Linked DNA regions of Homo sapiens: region 1 is linked to region 2. A link is a loop called in an ENCODE intact Hi-C map of the cell type or tissue named here. Cell type or tissue: PC-3. All regions are shown on one strand. Each heading gives the region's core, and the rest is flanking DNA. Links, peaks and the distances in the headings are about the cores only. Region 1 overlaps ALDH1A2 (aldehyde dehydrogenase 1 family member A2). Region 2 overlaps ALDH1A2 (aldehyde dehydrogenase 1 family member A2).

Region 1 (2,921 bases), core at 98-2,597, 66 kb before region 2:
TGTTATCTAGATGAAATGAAATGGTGAAAGTTCACAGTACATAGTGGGCCCCTCATAACGTTCGTTGTATCTGAATTACTTACTGAATGTGTGTTATCCATGTACTTTGGGTTAGAGGAAATTCTGCTCCCTAGATTATCTGTCTGCAGGTTGTTTTATGATTCATCGTATAGTTGGACCTGAGTAAACGTGTTCTATTAGCACAGCTCTTGAGAAAGAATGTACTTATCAAACAATTCTGCCTCTTCAGCTGTGGATTCAGAGAGCCAGTGCTTTCTTTGATGAAGGCCACTTCGTCAGAATATGCAGAGAGGTGTTCTGTTGGCTTCTGTCAGGCAGGTGTGGTTGCTTTGGCTGGAATTCTTTAAGACACACAAATTGCCTCTCTGATATTTTATACAATTAGAATATAAAATATATTATCTTTGGAGCATATTCATAGTAGGTATTCAATAAGTGCTTGTGAATGTTGTTCCCAAATTTTATTATTAGAACCGTGACTGTTGATTTCCCCCACCACAGTACTGAACACTTATTTCAAGGGCAGGGGGCTGATTATCATTTACTTTTTTATATCTTCCAATGCCTAGCACAGTGCCTACCATATAATAGGTGACTAAGAAATGATTGCAAATAAAGGAAGAATTAATGACTTCTAGGGAGCTAGGACAAACATGCCAACTTCCTCTCCTTTTGCATGTGACTCCCCTCCCTTTTTGTTCTCTTCTTTTCTCTTTTCAGCTCCTCCCTTCCTCTTAATAATCAATGTTGTGAGTCACTTAACTAGCCCTAACTCACCTTTTTAGAAGACAATATTTCTTTCCTCTCTTCACAAAAATGAAAGGTGACATGTCTCTATTATAAAGAAATGGCCTCAGCAACTTCTGGAAAAACTCTAGTGGTTAATCAGTTACTTTTTATTTAAATATATATGCTTAATGCTGAATTACATTGTAAAACTCCCAAGCTGATTTATGGTCTCAGCCTGCCTTAATTAACATCGATTCCAGGGGGATAGTAAATGGGAATGGCCTTCACAATTGAGGTTGAACAATGAACTCTCTGGGTGTTGTCCAATTTGTAACATGATTTACATGGAAGCAAGCCCTTCCTTTCCCGGGGTTATCCCTTTTTCATCTGGTGTTTAGGACGGGTTATATATAATCCATAGATAGGAACATTTGCTGTCAAATACTTTTGCTGATTTAGAGCTAGGCCACAGAATGGTCACTATTAATAAAGAAGGAGAAAAAAAAAACTAATCTGAGACTTTGCAGGGATTCCAGGTTCTTGCTATGTGTCATCGCTTGTCCAGTCTGTGGCGGTTTTATGAAGTGGCCATAATGAAAGTCAGATTAAATGCACAGGATATATACATTTAATCAACAGCCATTGGAGTCTGTGGTGCTGGAAGAGTTATAAGAGCCCCATGAATGCAAACTTATTGCAAAAGAATTCAAGGGGTGGGGGAATGAATGTCTGCTGAATGGTACTACCTGACACAGGACACCAAAAAACTTTCCAGAGTGAATGATTTAAGTGTAAGGTTTGGCTTGTAAAGCTGCCAGCTGCTTGGTTTCAAAACTTGAAACGTTTCCAAAACATTGGATGAGGCACTTTATATGTGCACTAGAGTAAATACTCTGGTTTTACTGCCAATTTAAATGTGCTCAGTTTACAGTAATGAGCTTGTATAGGCATTACCTTGTTTATAGAAAGTGGAACAGGAAGAAATGAACATTAACCATTACCAGTAGCAATTCCCATTGCCTTCTACCACAATATTGATGGCAAGTTTAATTTCTTCCAATTTGGGACTGTGTCACAACTGACATTGGTGTGTATTTGGCTTTAATGTCATGTTGCTTCAGCAGAGGAACACATGCTGTGATTCAGCTTGCCTCTGTCAAGGCTGATCAGACCAGTTAGTTGTTTCTTACTGTTTTTCCTAAAACAGATGTCAAGAGACAGATATGGGAATTCTGGGACAGTAGAATAGGTAGGTACCCTGATTACACGTAACTGGGTCTGTTTTAGCCAAGTCTGTTTTCTACAAATGGATCACTCATGGGAGCCATTTATTTTCCCTTAAAAATTATTTGGGTGTGTTTTTATGCTGTACATGAAAGCAGTGGCCTCTGTCTCTTGGGATGACTGGCACAGAAATATCCTTATCCCTGGGATAAGGCTATTTGACTCCTTGGATCATCTCCTAGAGATAGGAAGATACTTAGACTGAAAGACATAATTTACTTGGCCTGGAGAAGAAAGAAAATACAGAAATTTAAGGAGACTCCAGCAAATACAATGCCTAGAATAGAGAAGACACTGAGTAAATACTGTTGAAAGAGATAAGAAAGGAAGGGAAGGAAGTAGGGAGGGAGGGGAAGAGGGTGTTAGTAGGAAGAGACCAGGGAAACCCATAGCTTAAGAGACATATCCCATGATTTCAGAGATGTAGATTTCAAGAGGCAGGAAGATAGAGAAAAAAAGAAGGGGAAGGCCCCACGGGGGAAAACTGAGTTTAACAGATGTTAGCAAACTTGGACAGAGACACATTAATCTCAAGGGAGATAGATTACGATGTGTGTTACTAAAAAAAACACAAAGTGTGTCTTTTTGAGTTCAACTGATATCAAAGTCCTTTTTATACATTGTCTAGGTGGATCAAAGACTGCTGGTTGCCAGGGACCTCTTATCTTTATTTCTGCTTTAATTTGCATGGCTTCTTAGAACCTTTTGGCTTAAGTACACATATAGGGATGATGCTACCCAAGGAATTGCACACTTCCAGACAGTACAATTTCTTCTGAATTATGTGGGATACTAGCTAAATGCAGAAATTGACCAAAACCAAAAGCATAATCTAGGTCTGCAAATAGAATTATGATGCACAAGAATGTGAATATCACATTTATTTC
Region 2 (2,921 bases), core at 329-2,828:
TTATGAAAATTGTTAGTATATTCTGGATAAAAGTCCTTTGTGCTTTGCAAATAATTTCTCCCAGTGTCTCTTAAAGTTTTTAATTTTGATGTCCAGTTTATTAACATTTTCTTTTATAGATCAGGCTTTTGGTATGGTATCTAAGAAATCTTTGCCTAACATAAGATCACAAAGACTTTCTCATATGCTTTTTTTCTAGAAATTTTATAGTTTTGTGTTTTACATTTAGGCCTATGATCTACTTCAACTTTTGTGTATGTTGAGAGGTAAGGATCCAAGTGCTAGATAGATGGATAATGACAATAGTTCCTGCACCATTTCTTGAAAAGACTACCCTGCCTCCACTGAATTGCCTTTGTGATGCTTGCTTTTTTCAAGCATAAATTTTCCATATTTATATGGGTCTATTTCTTTCTTTTTTTTTTTTTTTTTTTTTGAGATGGAGTCTCGCTCTGTCACCCAGGCTGGAGTGCAGTGGCGCGATCTTGGCTCACTGCAAGCTCTGCCTCCCGGGTTTATGCCATTCTCCTGCCTCAGCCTCCCAAGTAGCTGGAACTACAGGCGCCCGCCACCTTGCCCAGCTAATGTTTTGTATTTTTAGTAGAGATGGGGTTTCACCATGTTAGCCAGGATGGTCTTGATCTCCTGACCACGTGATCCACCAGCCTTGGCCTCCCAAAGTTACAGGCATGAGCCACTGCGCCCGGCCCTATATGGGTCTATTTCTGTACTCTCTGTTCTGTTTCAGTAATCTGTGTGACTGTTGCATCGCAAGTATCACATTATTTTGACTATTATAGCTTTATAACAACAGGAATTTTTTTATCTTCACAAATAAAACATTAACAACTACCTATGCAATCTTCCAATACTGAGATATTCAATAGGGAACTGAGAGAGAGAGAGAGAAGGGAGAATTTGGGAAAGAGAATAGGGTGGAAGGTGGGTCTTTGAATTGTTTTGCTTTTAGGAATAGTTAAAATATTAAGTAGCCTATTACAGTGTGAATAGAGCAAGTTTTCAGCTAAACTTTCTAACAGAATCTACATTTGATTCTTCTCTCTCTGTAGAGAGGCTTACATTCATTTGGAGGGGAACTAATCCCGTGACTTCTAGGTTATCTCTTAGTTTCTTCTCTGGAATGACATTATTGGCAGACACTAAAGGACTTAAGGGAGAGCGGCATTTGTCTAGAATATAAAAGCCAATTTGTAATTTCCATATTAGTAGTGGTGGATGGAGAATTTTCACAGGCAAATCAAACGATCACATAATCCCCAAACCCCTTTTCAGCTGTAGTTATTTACTTCTTTATCCATTTATTCTAACTTTGCAGGCTACCTGAGAAGTTGTATAGATTCTTCCAGAGTGAACATGTCACTTAAATATGGATTAGAACATGGCTTCTGCTGTGATTACCTTAGGGAGATGGGACCTATTGGTACATTACAAAGTGTCTGGAACAGTTAACAAGAAGAAGCTTATTTGAGGTGGCTGCTTTCCATTTTACTAAAGCAAAAGGCCTTTAGAAAGCCAACAACTTTACTCAGATTAAAGATGGGATTAATTTCTCCTTATGCAGCTAAATACATAAGCAGTGCATGTAAATATTTAATAAATATAAAAGAGCTCTTATAAACACAAGTCAATAAACAACTTCAATAAAGTACAGGAAAACAATATGCATTTTGCTTGGTATAGTGTTTTCTTTACTCAGGTTAACAAACAATGATCTCATCATTAGCAGCAAGATAGTGGAGAGACCATCAAAGCAAACTACAGCAGAGTCCAGATTGATTCGTGCCAAACAAATGTTTGTAGCTAACAGCTGTATTATCACTCATTCTAATTTACGCAGCTGGGGTTCTTTTATTTCCTAAGTGAGATAAATGTCATGTTGCATGATACAAGCACCATCTCTACTGCTTGAGTCATGAATCAGGTCAGCTCTCTCCTAGTTAGCTTCACCCCTCATTTTAGGTTAGGGGAGGTGGCTTGCTACAGTTTTAGCTATAAACAGCTAATAGGCCTTTTTCTAAGGTTGTGTGAGTCCATTCGTGAATCATTCAGTATTTTATTTAAAAATACCAGTTTGAATGTCATGAAAATATTGAAAAAACCAGTTTCATGTGGAAAAACCTTTGGTTGTGTAGGTTTTAAACTATTAGCATAAAACTTCTCTTTTTAAAAAATTCTTAAAACTTGAAGACTGAAGAATAAGTATGGTATAGTCTCTGCCTGCTGGATGAGATTCCATGATTTATTCTCTAACTATGCTAAGTCAAAGATTCTGCAGTTAGCTTTCTCCCCAAAACTCAGGCTGAGTTTGAGCAGGTCCTAAGGTGTTGATCCCTTTAGCTCACCTAGTTAATGGGACATAGAGTACTTTTGGCTTGACTACTCCATGCTTTTTCCTATCAAAGCAGACCAAGACAATCAAAACCTTGATTTTTAAAGCTTACCTGAAATAGAGTCTTATGTAACAAAAGGATGGCTAAGTGTACAAGGCAGTTGAACATGTTAGTGGTAGATGATGCATTTAACTGTCAAAATGCTACTCACAGCAAAGGGGAACCAATTCCCAGGAGAAGGTCTGGAGAAGAGGAGGGAGAAGAGCCTGAGGCTTGGTGTGCACATTCTGAGACCAGTCCTGGCTCTGCCACTCAGTGGGTGCCTGTTTGCAAGTCATTTCTTGACCTCTGTGAGTCTTGTCTTGTCTTTTTTTCCAATTATAAAATAGAATAATAATTCCTGCCTCCCAGTTTTGTCATGAAGATTAAATAAAATAATGTTTGTGAAAACAAGTAGACAGAATAGGTGCTCAATCAACAATAACATTAGCTGGACACGATGGCTCACGCCCATAATTCTAGCACTTTGGGAGATCAAGACCAGAAGATCGTGTGAGCCCAGGAGTTCAA

What was found. A loop is a pair of places that touch in the nucleus more often than their neighbours do. Peaks named below come from ENCODE experiments on the same cell type or tissue, not always from the same donor. Only the 100,000 strongest peaks of a DNase experiment are listed, where the experiment ranks them.
Region 1: a loop joins it to region 2, with 5 times the contacts of the local background. A loop is called at or near these places in 1 of 110 quality-filtered maps.

Annotation. Positions count from the first base shown.
Region 1 is chr15:58,037,589-58,040,509 of GRCh38, reverse strand. All of the region lies in intron 1 of ALDH1A2 (aldehyde dehydrogenase 1 family member A2), which reads left to right. Among named protein-coding and RNA genes, the nearest start is that of ALDH1A2-AS1, 26 kb to the left of the region's middle. In PC-3, for the core only: no CTCF peak of the experiment used is centred there; a DNase peak (open chromatin) is centred at 1,549; H3K27ac peaks cover 2,219 bases.
Region 2 is chr15:57,971,948-57,974,868 of GRCh38, reverse strand. All of the region lies in intron 7 of ALDH1A2 (aldehyde dehydrogenase 1 family member A2), which reads left to right. Among named protein-coding and RNA genes, the nearest start is that of ALDH1A2-AS1, 92 kb to the left of the region's middle. In PC-3, for the core only: no CTCF peak of the experiment used is centred there; no DNase peak of the experiment used is centred there.